2 separate regions of the Homo sapiens genome follow, and region 1 is linked to region 2. The links are chromatin loops, found by intact Hi-C in ENCODE. Cell type or tissue: PC-9. All regions are shown on one strand. Each heading gives the region's core, and the rest is flanking DNA. Links, peaks and the distances in the headings are about the cores only. Region 1 has its middle 35 kb from the start of LINC02324. Region 2 has its middle 21 kb from the start of MIR4708.

Evidence for each region. Peaks named below come from ENCODE experiments on the same cell type or tissue, not always from the same donor. Only the 100,000 strongest peaks of a DNase experiment are listed, where the experiment ranks them.
Region 1: it touches region 2 in a loop (11-fold over the local background); 3 of 110 quality-filtered maps call a loop at or near these places.

What each region holds. Positions count from the first base shown.
Region 1 is chr14:65,253,493-65,261,824 of GRCh38, reverse strand. No RefSeq gene overlaps it. Among named protein-coding and RNA genes, the nearest start is that of LINC02324, 35 kb to the right of the region's middle. RefSeq lists an enhancer at 5,851-6,352. In PC-9, for the core only: a CTCF peak has its summit at 5,821; DNase peaks (open chromatin) are centred at 3,244, 5,582, 6,144 and 6,664; H3K4me3 peaks cover 2,429 bases; H3K27ac peaks cover 6,192 bases.
Region 2 is chr14:65,351,556-65,359,887 of GRCh38, reverse strand. It overlaps a transcript of FUT8 not described here. Among named protein-coding and RNA genes, the nearest start is that of MIR4708, 21 kb to the right of the region's middle. RefSeq lists enhancers at 3,852-3,941, 2,762-3,961. In PC-9, for the core only: CTCF peaks have their summits at 173 (motif pointing right) and 3,425; DNase peaks (open chromatin) are centred at 82, 2,657, 3,277 and 6,527; H3K4me3 peaks cover 2,419 bases; H3K27ac peaks cover 7,090 bases.

The sequences.
Region 1 (8,332 bases), core at 93-8,092, 98 kb after region 2:
AGAGAGATTCCCTCACTCCTTCCACAATGTGAGGACACAGTGAGAAGGCAGCTGTCTGTGAACCAGGAAGCAGGCCCTCATCAGACACCAAATCTGCTGGCACCTTGATCTTGAACTTCCCAGCCACCAGAACCATGAGAAATAAATCAGTGTTGTTTCTAAGCCACCCAGTCTACTTTCTCAACACCACAGTCAATGACTCAAATACATGTCCTATGACTCCAGCACTTGAGCTCTTAACTGCTAGCCTATACAGCTATATCCACAGCCCCAGCAGCCAGCTCCTGGCCTCTAGCCCACCTGTCATCTCTCCTCTCACTTATCCCTCCACGTCCATCCAAGACTTACCTCTTTTCTGAAGATTTCTCAGATTTCCCCTTGGTAGGAAGCTCCCAGCTCTTGGATATACTGTGTGCCCCTCTCTCCTGTCCGTGAGTATGTTACCTTGGACTCACTTTGTCTATGTCACACAGAGGTTCTTTGTTTCTCCCCTTGAGAAGGAAAGTTTTTTCCAAGTCAGAGGTGTTGTTTCTCTTTGGTTTCTATCTTTGCGGCTCCCAAACATCCTGGTGGTAGTGATCATTACCAGTTGCTGAGCACCAAATGCTTTACATGCATTGTTTTCCTTAATTCTTACAATAATCCTATTATCCTATTAGGTGGACACAATTTCTGTCTCCATTTTCCAGATGAGGAAACTGAGGCTAGAAGAGGTTAAATGACTTGGTACAGTTACTTGAGGATCAGAGCTAGGATTTAAACCTAGGTCTGTTTAATCTCAAGCTCACATTCTTAATCACATCTGTTTTTAATCATGTTTGGTTCTTAAATATACACTGGAGAGGGAATGAGTCTTAGCCTTGACCAAAGCTCCCAGAGCCATGAGGGCCTTGAAAAAAAAAAAAAAAAGTGAGAAAAAAGGATGTCTGGAGATTTTGCAAGATCTGGGTTAAATTCACAACCAGGCTAAGACACTACCCCCAAGCCCCATGACACTGTCAATCCCCGCATAAACCTGCCCTGTGTATTGTTCGGAGTTCTCCAGAGACTGTGCCTATGTGTCTAGTGCACTCAAGACTGCTACCCCAAGTGTCAGAAATTTTAAAATGAAAATAATAGAAAATTCAGCTGAGTAGAACTAAGCCCTGTTCTAACCAAGCACCTTCAATTTCTCACAGTCACCTGGGCTCAGTGGTAAGGACAGGAGGGTAGAGAGCTGAAGTTAGCTAAGAAATGTGCAAGCTGTTTGCACAGAAGAGAGGACACAGCCTCTACCCTCAAGGTGCCGCCTGTCTGCTCAAGGTTGCTCAACCCCTTTAAGACCATCTACAGAGCAACTCACTAGTGAATGTAAATGTATAATAGCAAAGAGCACAGAGAAGAGAGGATGAGGGGGCATGAAGTTAAAAGGAGTGCTCAGAATGCAGTAGCACCCTTCAGGGAGAGTTTCTAGACATGGCAACAACTAGAATTTACAAAAATTAAAAATAACTTTTCTTGGTACAAATGCAAACACACCCATGACAAACAAACCAGAAAATACAGACAAGCAAAGAAAGGAAATAAAAAAATCCCCACCTACAATCTCACCCACCCAAAGACAACTTCTGTCCACACCCTCAGCACCTTGACAATCAGAATTTGCAGGAGGGAATGTGCAGAGCTGGAGCACATGTTTTGTGTGTGTGTGTGTGTGTGTGGGCGCGTGCATGCATCTGTGTGTCTGTGACTATCTGTGGCTGGAAAGGAGAGGGCTGGCAGTCTTGCATTTTGGTTTATGCTTGGGAGTAAGTGATAATAAATTCATTTGATGGGATCAGAAAGAATAGAATTGAAGAAGAGGAGGACTAATAGAAAATCCTCTCGGAATAGGGAGAAATTTGAAGCAGGCAGTAGTACCAGGGAGTTTAGCTGAATAGTGAGACAAAACAATCACAATAGTCTGGGTGCAGTGGCTCATGCCTGTAATCCCAGCACTTTGGGAGGCCAAGGCAGGCAGATCACTTGAGGCCAGGAGTTCAAGACCAGCCTGGGCAACATGGTGAAACCCCATCTCTACTAAAAATACAACAATTAGCTGGGTGTGGTGGCTGGTTCCTGTAATCCCAGCTACTCAGGAGTCTGAGTCAGGAGAATCACTTGAACCTGGGAGGAGGAGGTTGCAGTGACCCAAAATCCTACCACTGCACTCCAGCCTGAGTGACAGAGTGACTCTATCTCAAAAAAGTAAAATAAAATAAAATAATCATAATAGCAATAACAGTTAACCTTTTTGAGTGCTTACCATATATAAGACATTGTGCTAAGTACTTTGCTTCCCATCTTTCCATTTAATCCTCACAACTACTCTTTCCCTATTTTACAGAGGGTAAGAGCCTTGCCCAAACTCACATATTAAGTGGAAACACACTGATGTTTCTTACAGTCTGCTCTATAGGCTATCTGCATCAGAATGCTCTAAGCTGTTTGTTACAAATGCAGTCTTTGGTTCTAACCTGAAGTGTCTGATTCAGCAAGTCTAGGTGTGGGCAAGAACATTTGGTCCTAACCTTGTTATAGGACCAACAAGTTTGTGTGCCTGCTGCACAGTAACAGACCAGTACACTAAGACAGCAGGGTTTGCAGCAGAGAAAGAGTTTGATGCTCACAGGGCATAGAGCAAGGAGGTGGGAAGGAGACTCTCAAATACATCTCTCCAAGCAGTTTTGAGGTGGGACATTTTTTTAAATTTTTTTAAATTTTTTTTTGAGATGGAGTTTTGCTCTTGTTGCCCAGGCAATCGTGCAATGGCACTATCTCGGCTCCCTACAACCTCCACCTCCTGGGTTCAAGTGATTCTCCTGCCTCAGCCTCCCGAGTAGCTGGGATTAGAGGCATGCGCCACCACACCCAGCTAATTTTGTATTTTTAGTAGAGATGGGGTTTTTCTATGTTGGTCAGGTTGGTCTCGAATTCCTGACCTCAGGTGATCTGCCCATCTTGGCCTCCCAAAGTGCTGGGATTACAGGTATGAACCACCGCGCCCAGCCTGAGGTGGGATCTTTAAGGAGATTGTGAAGGACAAGGGGCTGGAAAATTAGGGTCATAGATTGGTCAGGATACAGGAGATGAAATCATCAGGAGGTGGAAATGGCATTCTTTAGTGAGTCAGCTCCCATGGGGTCCTTCAGATTAGCTGATATCAGTAGTCACACTGGTATGCAAGACCTGAAAGAATATCTCAAATGGAAAACATAATGTTTCATAATGCTTAAGGTGTTATCTCTTTAGCTGTTTAGGGGACCTATAGTCTAGGGTCCACGTGATTCTAAGACAATAGGCAAACAACTGTGTGGAAGCAGGTCAGGCACAAGCTGACCTAATGACTAATGCTGAGTGTGCTGCAAGCTTAGCTTGTTTTCATTTCTCCCCTCCCTTCTTCCCTGATTAATTTTATAAAGTTTGTAGGGATGGTTTCAATCTATTTCGGCAAGTCTAGGTGGGGGCAAAGGCATTTGTAACTTTATTTTTTTTTTTTTTTTATTTTTTGAGACAGAGTTTCACTCTTGTTGCCCAGGCTGGGGTGCAATGGTGCAATCTCAGCTCACTACAACCTCCACCTCCTGGGTTCAAGCGATTCTCCTGCCTTCAGCCTCCCGAGTAGCTGGGATTACAGACATGTGCCACCACGTCCAGCTAATTTTTTGTGTTTAGTAGAAACAGGGTTTCACCATGTTGGCCAGGCTGGTCTCGAACACCTTACCTCAGGTGATCCACCTGCCTCAGCCTCCCAAAGTGCTGGGATTACAAGCGTGAGCCACCATGCCCAGCTGGCATTTGTAACTTTAATAGCTCTCCAGTGTTGTTTTGTCCATCCAAGTTTGAGGGCCACTGATCTTGGATGATGGAAGGGCGAACTTGCATAAGGAGTCATCAGAGGTCAGGAGGTGATACACCTCTGGCCACAGGCCCTTGGCCTAGACTTTTCTGACCGTAATCATCCTGAACTTTGACGCTTTAGCTTCCACAGGCCCTTTTGCAGTTGGGGGACTTGCCTCTGGGTGGAGATCGCTTGGTGCCTCTTGCACTTGGCTCTCTCACAACTGCTCTTAGATGCTTGAACACGAGAGAGTAATTAAATAGGGTCACTAGTGCTCGGTCAGCAGCTAGTCAGGCGTGCCCCTCACTGGCAACAGTGAGGCCAGTAGGGGCAGCTGCAAGCCCTGGGGTCTGGAAGGAAACTGGAACTGACAATCTGAGATGGGCGTGGGGATGGAATCTGGATGGACTGGAGTAAAACCTGGTTTGGGCTGAGAGTCCAAATCATGGAGTCAAAGGAGCGACCAGGAACAAGGTCAAGGATGAGAAACTTGGAGGTGGGGATCACGAAGTAAACAGAGCTGCTTTTGGGGTAACTTTGGTACTTTTCAACTAGATCATATCCCAGTCTGTCTCCGAAGTCCCAAGTATTTTTTTTTTTCTTTTTTTGAGATGGAGTCTCGCTCTGTCGCCAGGCTAGAGTGCAGTGGTGCAATCTCAGCTCACTGCAATCTCCGCCTCCCGGTTCAAGTGACTCCCCTGCCTTTGGGACTACAGGCGCATGCCACCATGCCTGGCTTATTTTTTTTCGTATTTTAGTAGAGACAGGTTTTCACTATGTTGACCAGGATGGTCTTGATCTGCTGACCTCATGATCGGCCTGCCTTGGCTTCCCAAAGTGCTGGGATTACAGGCGTGAGCCACCGCGCCCAGCCAAGTCCCAAGTGTTTTATCAGCACTTTTTCCATGGTGGGCAGCTCCCCTCACTATCTCCACTGCCCCACTCCACTGAAGACCATGTAGCCAGCCTGTACCTAGTGGAGGGCCAGGGACAAGATCACTGCACTAGAATCCAGGCTATCATCTTAGTTGTGGCTCTGATTCTTCCTTCTAAAACGGCAGGTCATCTAACCTTGCTGACTCACAGTTTTCATACCTGTGAAATGGGTATGGTCAAAGAATCTCATAAAGCTGATGAAATAATGTATTCTGAATTATAAAGTGCTATACACATGTAATGACCTGCAGCATGGTTGAGGATTTTAAGGCAGCCTCAGAATATATGATTGATTAGTTATTAAACCAATCAAAACAATGGGAGACAAAAGACCCCATACTTGTTTACTTGAAGATTATCTCCAGGCTGAAATGTTTTGGTCAGAAAGTCACAAATGAGCATGCTCAGAAGGTGCCTGTGAACTGGAAAATGCCCAGGGCTTCTGAGTAACCCACAGTCCCATTCCCCTTAACAAATGCTGTCGGGATGCCGATGAAAAACTGAGCAAGAGCCCAGCTCAAGATCTGAGGTCTGGGGACTCTGCACACCCTTCATTGTCCTTGGGTTAATCATCTGACAGCCCAACATCCAGGAGACAGCAGGCATCTGCAGGAAGGGCAAGGCGTGCTGGCCCCACAAGTGGCAAGAAGGACAGGTAAATCATTCAAAAGCACCACATGAGGCAACCAGGATCAAGGGGCAGCACCCAGAGATCAGGGTGATAAGGGAGGGCTGAGAGAGATAAGGAGCCTTGGTTGTCCCTCCTTATAGCTTCAGGTCACCTTAGCCAAGTCTCCTGGCTTCTCTTATCCTCTGGGCCCTTAACTGTAAGAGTAGGGAGTTGGTCTCAATGATTTCAAAGGTCTTTTCAGCTCTGGGTGGGAAGATACTATCTAAATCCAAGCTGCATGAACATCTGCTGTTCTTGTTTACCTCTGAGCCAAGTCCAGAAGCCCAGGAGTCCCAGTGCCACCTGCAGGGCTGTGGCAGATACAAGCTGCAGGGGACCACCAGGGCTGAATGGAGGGTGAGCTCCACGGAGGAGGCTGGGGTGGGCTGCCAGGGCCTCCTTCCTGCAGAGCAACTCAAAGATCTTTCCCGCATGTTCTTATTTGAAACTTCCCACTCTCTGGTGAGATGAGGAGGTATCGTAGCCCTCCACGTGTGACCACAAGGTACAGCGAGAAGGCTTCTGGAAATGAAAAACTAAGTTTAAGGACACCTCAGGACTTGAGATAGGAAAGAGGCATCCCTGTCACAAGGCTCTCAGGCTGCCAGGCAGGTTTTGCAAGTTTGCAAGAAAGCTTCCCCAGCACTGCTCAGCTCCCACCTTCTTTCTCCCTGTCCCACTCTCATTGGCTGGCTGGCTCGCTGCCACTCAGCCTGGAGTCAGCCCTCCTATTGTGCTCCTCTGTCACAGTGCTCCGCTGAGGCACCTGTGACAAGATAATTAAGATATTAATTTGTTTACTGTGTTTTTCCATTGCCGTCTTTTCCCAAGCAGGTACTACAAGTCAGCTTTTTTGGTTTTTCTTGCCTTACGAATCCTTGCAGGACAGAAAGCAGAGCTGTTTGAAGATAACAGATCTTCATGCCTTGGGTAAAAGTCCTGGCTCCTGATGAGATGATGCAGATACCCAGAGGGAGATAGGCGGGAGGGGGACAGGGAGAGGGGAGCCTTGAAGGACAAGGAAAGACAGAGGAGAGTGCTCAGAGACCAGAAAGATAGAAACCAAAACAAAACAGAAAACCTGTCTCACTCTGAGAATGGAGCCCTTTCCAGAGCCCCAGGAGACATCCAGATCTCGGGGAAATTTTAGGCCTTGGGCATTGAGTCTCCAGTCTCACCAAAGATTTCCTGGGCCCCATGTATGACTCAGCAACAGCAAAATCAACAAACCAGAAGGGATGTGAGGCATCAAAGGAAAACTTAGGGCAGATCACCGGCTGATGACTGGTTGGGAGGCCCCCACACTTTTGCCCAGGTAGGCACAATATTTCAGGGGAGAGATTGCACTTCCAGAATGACAGATTAATAATCTGCCCAATGAACAGGACTGGGGGCTCAAGGTTAGATTCATTTTGATTTAAAAAACGGAGGCTGGGCGCAGCGGCTCATGCGTGTAAGCCCAGCACTTTGGGAGGCCATGGCGGGTGGATCACCTGAGGTCAGGAGTTGGACACCAGCCTGGCCAACATGGCAAAACACTGTCACTACTAAAAATACAAAAAAAAGCCAGGTGTGGTGGTGCACATCTATACTCCCAGGTACTCAGGAGGCTGAGGCAGGAGAATTTCTTTTTTTTTTTTCTTTTTCTTTTTTTTTTTTTTTTTTTTTTTTGAGACACAGTATCGTTCTGTCGCCCAGGCTGGAGTGCAGTGGCACGATCTTGGCTCACTGCAACCTCCGCCTCCTGGGTTCACGCCATTCTCCTGCCTCAGCCTCCCGAGTAGCTGGGATTACAGGCACCCCCACGGCCAGCTAATCTTTTTGTATTTTTAGTAGACATGGGGTTTCACTATATTGCCCAGGCTGGTCTTGAAATCCTGACCTTGTGATCCACCCACCTTGACCTCCCAAAGTGTTGGGATTACAGGCATGAGCCACTGTGCCTGGCGAGGCAGGAGAATTTCTTGAACCTGGGAGGCAGAGGTTGCAGTGAGCCGAGATTGTGACATTGCACTCCAGCCTGGGTGACAGAGCAAGACTCTGTCTCAATACATAAATAAATAACAAAACAGAAATACAAACAAAAGACAGAGAAATCCAATTTTCCTACCTCAGCTGGGTTGTAGAGTCTCCCCTGACATGCAGAGAAGAATGAATGACCCCTTTGTCCTGGTCCCCCCAGCCTGTGAAGATACCAGTTACACCTCCTTAGTACCCAAATCTTAGCTCTAAGCTCCTACCAGTTAATGCAGGAAATCTGTCCCATACTCTCTGTTGGTTAGGATGCCTTAGCCATAAGTAATAGAAAACACAGATTCAAACATGTAAGGAAATGTATTATCTCATATAATAGTTAGTCTAGAAGTAGTGGGTTCCAGGTGTGGTACGATGAGTGGCTCAAGGTGTCCTCAAGGAGCCAAGCAGCCTCCATTTCTCTGCTTTTCTCTCCGCAGGACATTGGCTTTTTCCTTCAGCTGGCTCCCTTTGTGGTAATACGACGTCTGCACCAAACACAATAACACGCAGAAAAAGAAAGCTTTCGTGTTTTTTCAGAAGCATGGAAGCTTTTACCAGCAGTCTCCTGTAGAATCTTCTTTTTGTACCATTAGCCAGAATTGGATACATGCCCATTCTTTAGCTAGTCCCTCCCAAGGGGAATGGAATTACCATGGTTGATGTGAAGGGAAGCTAAAGAGTCAACCTCAAAGAACACTTCAAAATACTTCCATCTCCCAAATACAGCCTTGCTCACTGTGAGTTCACAGACACCTTCTCGCCCCATGGCTGAGTTAGGTTCCTTCTTCATTTATGTTGAATTCCCTCTTTTGCGTCCTTGTATCCCTTTCTTATAACCTGAAAGGCTCTCA
Region 2 (8,332 bases), core at 29-8,028:
TGCCACTGCACTCCAGCCTGGGTGATAGAGCAAGACTCCGTCTCAAAAAAAAAAGAGTGTGCCTTGCAGGGATGCAATCAGAAAATTGTAAACCCACGTTCATAGCTGTATTACTCACATTAGCCAAAAGGTGGAAGCAACCCAAGTGTCAGTCAACAGATGAATGGATAAATAAAATGTGTTCCATGCATACAATGGATTATTATTCAGCCTTAAAAGGGAAGGAAATGCTGACCACAGTATAACATGGATGAACTCTGAAGACATCATGCTAAGTGAAATGAGCCAATCACAAAAAGACAAGTAGTGTGTAACATACTTGGAGTAGTGAAATTCACAAAGATAAAAAGTAGAATAGCGGTTGCCAGAGCTGAGGGGAGGGGAGAATGGAGAGTTTGTGTTGAACAGGCTCAGAGGTTCAGCTAGGGAAGATGAAAAAGTTCTGGAGATGTATGGTGGTGATGGTTGCACAACAACGTGAATGTACTTAACGCCACTGAACTGTATAGTACACTTAAAAATAGTTAAAATGATGAATTTTATGTTATGTATGTTTTGCTGCAATACACAAGAAAATGAATGTGCCTTGTTTATTGGTTTCTTCTCTCATTTTCGACGGGCAGCAGAGCATGTGTCCTTGGGGCAGCCCAGGGATTCCAGCTCAAGCTCCAGATTGTTTGCATCCTTCTTCAAAACTTCACTAAAAACACCATCACAAGAAAACAGTAAGACAAACCCCAAAAGTAAAACAGATGCCCTGGTCTCTTCAAAAGTCAGTGCCCCTAAAAAAGAAAAGATTGGTTCTTAATAGGAAAAAAAACAGTTCTAAAAGACATTTTGGGAGCAACTGAAAAAGTGTGAATATGGACTCAGTATTAAATAATATTAAAGAATAATTATTAGTTATTGTAGATGTGGTCATAGTGTTCTGGTTGTGTAGGAGAATGTCCTTATTTGGGGTAACCATATGCTGTTAAGTATTTAAAGTGTCATGATGCTCAGCAACTTATTTTCAAATTATTAAGGGGAAAATATATGTACTCACCAAACAGTAAAATAATAGCACAAAAAAACACAAATAACAGCAGAAAACAAAATGGCAAAGACATAGATAAAACAATTATTCAGTGTAAATTATGCAGGGCATGGTAGCTCACACCTATAATCCCAGCACTTTGGGAGGCCAAGATGGGGCTGTCCACTTGAGCACAGAAGTTCAAGACCAGCCTGGACGACACGGAGAAACCCCATCCATCTCTACCAAAACCACAAAAATTAGCCGGGCATGCACCTGTAGTCCCAGTTACTCTGTAGACCGAAGTAGGAGGATCGCTTGAGCCTGAGGAGGTCATACTACTGCACTCCAGCCTGGGCAACAAAGTGAGACCCTATCTCCAAAAATGATAATAATAATAATAATGTAAAAAAAGTAAATGATGTATTTAAAGGTGTTACTTGCATTAGTTTTCAACATTTTTGTACATGTGATAATTGTTATTAAAAAGTGTTTAAATATTGAGTATCTATGGTTTAATAAATATTTTTATTAATTTATTTATAATTCACACAAAATAATTGTACATATTTATGGGATACAATGTGATGTTTCAATGCATGTGTATACTTTATAATGATCAACTCAAGGTAATTACTATACTCATCACTTTAAACATTTATCATTTCTTTGTAATAATACTCAAAATCTTCTCTTCCAACTATCTTGAAACATAGACTGCATCGTTACTAGTTACAGTCACCCTACCATGTAATGGAACACTAGAACTTATTCTTCCTAACTGTAACTTTTTACCTGTTGACCAACCTCTCCTGTTCTCCTCCCCTCCCTACCCTCCCCAGCCTCTGGTAACCACTATTCTACTCTCTGCTTCTAAGAAATCAACTCTTTTGGATTTCACATATGTGTGGAAATCATGTGGTGTTTGTCTTTCTGTGCCCAGTTTACTTCACTTAACATAATGTCCTCCAAGTTCATCCAGAAGTCACTATTAAATTGCAAATTTATGCCTTCTCTAGTCAAACCACCATTACCACCAGTTCAGGGTGTACCAGGCACTTTGCTAAAACTTCACACACACTATTTTATGTGATTTGCACTCTGCCTCTATCAAGAGACTATTGTCATTACCCTCACTTTTGCAGATGAGAAACTGAGGTGCAGACATTAAGTAACCTGTCCAAGATTATGCAGCTAGTGAGTGACAGAGCCGAGGTTTACACATAGACAGTCTGGCTGTAAAATAGGTCACATCTTCCAAACTGGAAGCCCTGAAGAAAATTTTAGATACTGAGGCAAGCCTATGATGGAGATGTGTTGGGGGCCCTCAAATCATGGCCATTAAGGGGGTATCTCAACCACCTAAGGGTAGGGTCTGCTTAGGCTGCAGAGCCCTAAAGAAATAGCCTCTGTTCGAGTATTCTAGCAGTGAATCTGGGTATTTTGCCCCTCCCAGGGAAGCTGAGACTGTTTTACAGCTATTGTCTCATCTGTAGCCCTAGGCAGGATGGGAACTGTTATAAATAATTCTTTCTAGTTTCAACTCTGGAGACTTGCCCGAGGCTTCTGGCTCTGTGGTCCACACCTGGCTTCTGTAGACAGCAACAACAGTAACTACAGCAGTTGACATTTTTATAATACTTGCTATGTGACAAGCACTCTTCCAAGTACTTTAAATACACTAACAAATCCCTGCAACACTTCTGTGGAGTAGACATATTATCCCCATTTTAGAGATAAGAACACTGAATCACAGAACATAAGTAAATGCCCAAGGTCACACACCTAGTAAGTGAAGGAACCTGGCTCCCGCCAGAGTAAGTACTCATGGCTTCTATTAATCCAGATGAGACCCAGAAGCTCCCTTCTGGTTCTTACCTCTCCTGGGGAGAACTTTGTCCCAGTGCTTGCCCCTGACCACATGAGTTGAATGAAATCAACTCAGGTGGCACGGAAAAGAGGCCAGCAGTAGTGGCCTCAGTGCCTCTGCCAGATATGTGAGCCGGTGTTCCAGTACCCTGCTCTCTCCACATTTTACCTTTGGGCCTTTGTTTTTTTACAAAGCAGCAGTAACTCCCAGATGGTTTGATATCAGAGGTCATCACCCCACCTTGCTGCCTACTAAGGACATGGTGGCCCAGCCCTAACAAACCACAGAAAACTTGCATGCTTGTCTTCAACGGAAAGAAGAGAAGGCTTCCTGGTGGGCCCTCCCTAATGGAGCCAACCACAAAGCCAGCCATTGGACAGGACTCTAAAGTAAGGAAAGGCAGTCCCCTCCCAATTCCCCACCCACACTCTCTCACCTGCCACGTCAGGAAGTGTAGGGTGAACCTCTTTATACTCAGGTGTTAGTCATGCTTCCTATCCCTCCCAAGGGGGCATCCTAATATGGGATCCCTTGGAGGCAGCAATGACTCACCCAAAGGAATGACGCTGGTAACAGAACGATCATCAAATGATGATAATCGAATGAGGCTTTTTTTTTCCCTTTCTGCTATAGGAAAAAAAGAAAAAAATATATTTTTCTTTTCTTTTCTTTTTTTCTGAGATGGAATTTCACTCTTGTCACTCAGTCTGGAGTGCAATGAGGCAATCTTGGCTCACTGCAACCTCTGCCTCCCAGGTTCAAGCAATTCTCCTCCCTCAGCCTCCTGAGTAGCTGGGCTTATAGGCATCTACCACCATGGCTGGATAATTTTTGTATTTTTAGTAGAGATGGGGTTTCACCATGTTGGCCAAGCTGGTCTTGAACTCCTGACTTCAGGTGATCCACCCACTTCAGCCTCCCGAAGTGCTAAGATTACAGGCGTGAGCCACTACACCCGGTGGAAGAAAAAATTCTATTCCTCTTCACTGACCTCCTAGCTCCCCAGTTAGCTAAGGCTTTGTGTTTAGCGGTCAGTCTTAGTTCCTCATTTTGTCTTGGGGGTAGTGGTGGCAGCAGTTAGCTAATGGTTTCTCTATAATTCAAGGGTCAAACCCAAGAAGGAATTAGATGGCAGTACCCCAGAGGATGAGGTGGGGATTGGTTGGAGAGAAGCTAGGGCTTTGTGGATGAGAGAGAGAATTGGATTCTATGAGTCTGGAGCCTTGCGCCTTTTCTGTAAAGGGCTCTGGAGGTTGCTGGTGTCTAGGGGAGCAGTTGGTGCCTGGAAGTCAGAATGTCTCTGTAGGAGGGGTTTAGGGGCAGCAATCTGATTGAAAGGCTGGGAGGGGAAGAGGATGCTCTAAGCTGTTTACATGGCTACATACATGAAAATGAGAAAATATTAATTACCTACAACAAGGAACAGGGGATGCTGACCTAGATTACGGGGAGAAGATCTAAAGTTTCCTCAACACTCCTTCTACTACCACCACCACTCAAACTTGGCACATGACTAATACCTCAAGGACAATCTCTAACTATATAACCTTGGAAATATCCACAAGGGCCCCTGTGGCAGAGCCTGCAGGTAAAGTAGGCACTTTGAGGTGAAACCTTTTAGTCCAATAGCTGTGTCACATAACAAAAGTAGCAACATTAATAATGGTGGCTATTTTATTGGCTAACTCAATCCCCTGCCCCATTTTGCTATTACCAAGCAGGGCCCCGGATTCTAGTACGGCCCAACAGAAAAGAGGGGATTTCAATAATCATTAATATTGGGGATTGCACCAGCCAGGGCAAGGTGGGGCTCACAGCATGATTCCATTTGATTTTAAAAAGTAAAGTGATGTGCATTTCCTTGCTCCTTGGCGAAGTGGAGCGAATTCCTACCTGTTATTTAGGCATCAGTGAGAGAGTGGTGGAGCGGGGAGGGAGGCAGAGTGATCCTCAAATCACCAGGCAGTAGGAGAAGCTGCCAGGCTCTGCCCTCCTCCATTTGCCTTTAGTTGGCAAAAGACAAATTAGCCCAGCGCCTCCTGAGCTGAGTTTGCAGTGCAGAGTCTGCAAGAATGTTTGCTTGGGGAGCAGCACTGTGCTTTACCTCAGCAGGTGTAATTCCATCACATGATTGTCTTGGATCTGCTTTTCCCCACTCCAGCCTGAGCTTGCCAAGTCAGAGAACGATAGCTGAGAAATAAATAGTTCTTCTCTGTGTCAGCCCAGGAAACACTAAGGGTCCCTTTACACGGTATAGAATGAGCATTTTCTTACTGCTGGGGTTAAAGAAGGCCTCTCTCCCTGCCCTTGAGGCCTACAGCCAGAACTTTCTCTTTGCGGGAAACTCACTGGCTTCCACGGGAAGCCAGACTGGGCCCTGCGGCCTGCCCTGCCCAGCCCATACCCAAGCTTTACAGGTCGCCAACACACCAGTCAAAGGAGGAAGACTAGGGCCTTCACGGGGACACAGAGACAGGGCTAAGTGCTCTACTGCCTTGGAAACTTTCGGTACAACCTTGGCATCTCTAGCCCAGAGAGTTATTTCTATTGCAGTTTAAGGTTACTACCTTGGGCAGGTAACTTTCACCTTCTGGAAACTGCTGACAAGGAAGCTAAATAAGAGGGACCTCCCCAGCCCAAGCCTGGAAAGCTCAGCCATTCAGCCCAGGAGCCAAGATAAGGTGAGCCTGGTCAGTGCCAGCAGCCTGGGCCCACTCATGCCTAAAGACTCGTAGGGTCCCGTGAAGCCAGGTCAGTGTCTGACCTTCCTCTTTCAGGTTACAGATGTTCCCTCTGCATGTCTGTTGCAGGACTAAGCTGGCTTGAGAGACTCTGGGGTTTCTGTACAGCCCTGACAGGGACCAAGAGAAGAGAGACTATCACTGAGTTCTAGGGACTCCTTTTTTATTTTTAGTAGAGACAAGGTCTTGCTGTTGCCCAGGCTGTTCTCAAACTCCTGAGCTCAAGCGGTCCCCCTACCTCGCCCTTCCAAAGTGCTGGGATTACAGATGTGAACCACTGCCCTCAGCTTGAGTTCTTACTTGAAGTTCAGATTTCTGGGCTTTTTCTGGAATGAGACACAGTACAAAACCATAACACTTGATGTGATGTTTCTTTCTTTCTTTTCTTTTTTTTTTTTTTGAGACAGAGTCTTGCTCTGTCGCCCAGGCTGGAGTGCAGTGGCACGATCTCAGCTCACTGCATCCTCTGCCTCCCAGGTTCAAGAGATTCTCCTGCTTCAGCCTTCCAAAATAGCTGAGATTACAGGCACCCGCCACCACTCCTGGCTAATTTTTTTGTATTTTTAGTAGAGACGGGGTTTCACCATGTTGGTCAGGCTGTTCTCGAACTCCTGACCTCAAATGATCTGCCCACCTCGGACTCCAAAAGTACTGGAATTACAGGCATGAGCCACTGCACCCAGCCACTTAATGGTAGGTTTCTTATAAACCTACTGCATGGTTATATAAACGAGATGATAGAAAAGGAAATCTCTGTACTGTTGTCTTCAGTGCTTGTTAAGATACACAGTAGCCACTCCAGTGCGTTAGCCATCTCTGACAGGTGCTAGATTTTCCCCATTTGCTACTCATAATCTGCTCTCCACCCTTCTTTGCCCTGCTCTCTGCCCATGAGGCTGAGTCACAAGGATGACATCAGTAGGCTGCTTTTGCCCTCCAGCCTCTAGGGGTTGGCCAAGGAGGTTGGCATATTTATTTCTCTGGTTCCTTCCTGCCAGGTGGCCCTCTCTATCAGCTTTCTAGGTTCCTTTAATGGGTTCCATTGCCTTGTCCTTACAGACATGGTGGCGGTAGTGGCTCTTGCACTCACCAGCCCAAGGGTAGTGCACATCCCTTTTGCTTTGTCTAAGCCCAGTCCATGCTTTGTAAATAGTGACTTTATTACACTCTTCCTAAATGACTCAATTTAAGGGCATCCTTTTTTTTTTTTTCCAGGCTAGGACACTAACAGATGAAACCTTTAGAACATTTTGCCCTTATTACTATTTCTAAGTTAATATGGGGAAATTTTACTTGACTTTGCCCTCTCCTAACTTTTTGCACATAAAATTTTATTTTCTCTTTTTATTTTTCTTTGAGACAGGGTATACTCAGACTGGAGTGTAGCAGTGAATTCCTGGGCTTAAGCAATCCTCCTGCCTCAGCTTCCCAAGTAGCTGGGACATAACATCTAACATTCCCAAGTAGCTACTAGTGCATAACATCTAAAAAAAAATTTTTTTTTAATTTTAAAAATTAAAATTTTTTTTTGTAGAGATGGGGTCTTGGTATGTTGTCCAGGCTGGTCTCAAACTCCTGGCCTCAAGCCTTCATTCTGCCTTGGCCTCCCAAAGTGCTGGGATCATGGGTGTGAGCCACCGGGCTTGGGCTTATTTTCTCCTGGTATTGCTAGTTTTTTTTTTTTTTTTTTAGACGGAGTCTTGCTCTGTCCCCAAGGCTGGAGTGCAGTGGCGTGATCTCGGCTCACTGCAACCTCTGTCTCCCAGGTTCAAGCAGTTCTCTGCCTCAACCTCCCAAATAGCTGGGGTTACAGGCACCTGCCACCACACCTGGCTAATTTTTGTATTTTTAGTAGAGACAGAGTTTCACCATCTTGGTCAGGCCGGTCTTGAACTCCTGACCTCGTGATCCACCTGCCTTGGCTTCCCAAAGTGCTGGGATTACAGGCATGAGCCACCACGCCTGGCTAAAGTAGTTTTTTAAAATTTAAAATGTATACAATAATTTTTTGTTTTCTAAAAAGCAAGATCCTTACTGTAATTGCTTTCAGGAGATAATTTTAGATAATGTATTAGTTCGTTCCTTGTTGATTATAATAGAATATGTGGAACTGGGTCATTTATAAAGAAGAGTAATTTATGTCTTACAGTTATGACGGCTGGGAAGTCCAGGATTGAGGGGCTGCAACTGTGAGGGGACTCTTGCTGGTGAGGACTTTCTGTAGAGTCCCAAGGCCACACTGGGAATCACATGGTGAGGGGCTGAGTGAGCTCACATGCTTGCTTAGGTCTCTCTTCCTCTTCTTAAAAAGCCACTAGTTCCACTCTCATGATTACCTGCTAGTCTATTAGCCCATTAATCCATTAACCTATAAATGGATTAATCATAAGGGTTGAAACCTTTTGATCCAATCACCTCTTAAAGATTCAATACGGTCACATTTTGAGATTAAGTTTCTAACACATGAAATTTGGGGGACACATTCAAACCATAGTAGATAAATAAGGAAAAAAAAGTCTTGCAAATTTTGCATTTTAAACCAGCACTAACAGGTGTTTCCGACGCATGCTACGGCTTAAGAAGCACTGCAAAAGTCAGCTCTTCAAGCTTCTCACAGGCAGCTGTCCTAAGACATCAGCATCCCCTTCCCTCCATTAGAGCCTACACCAATGAGTTTGAGATAAAGCAATTTTATATAAAAACAGC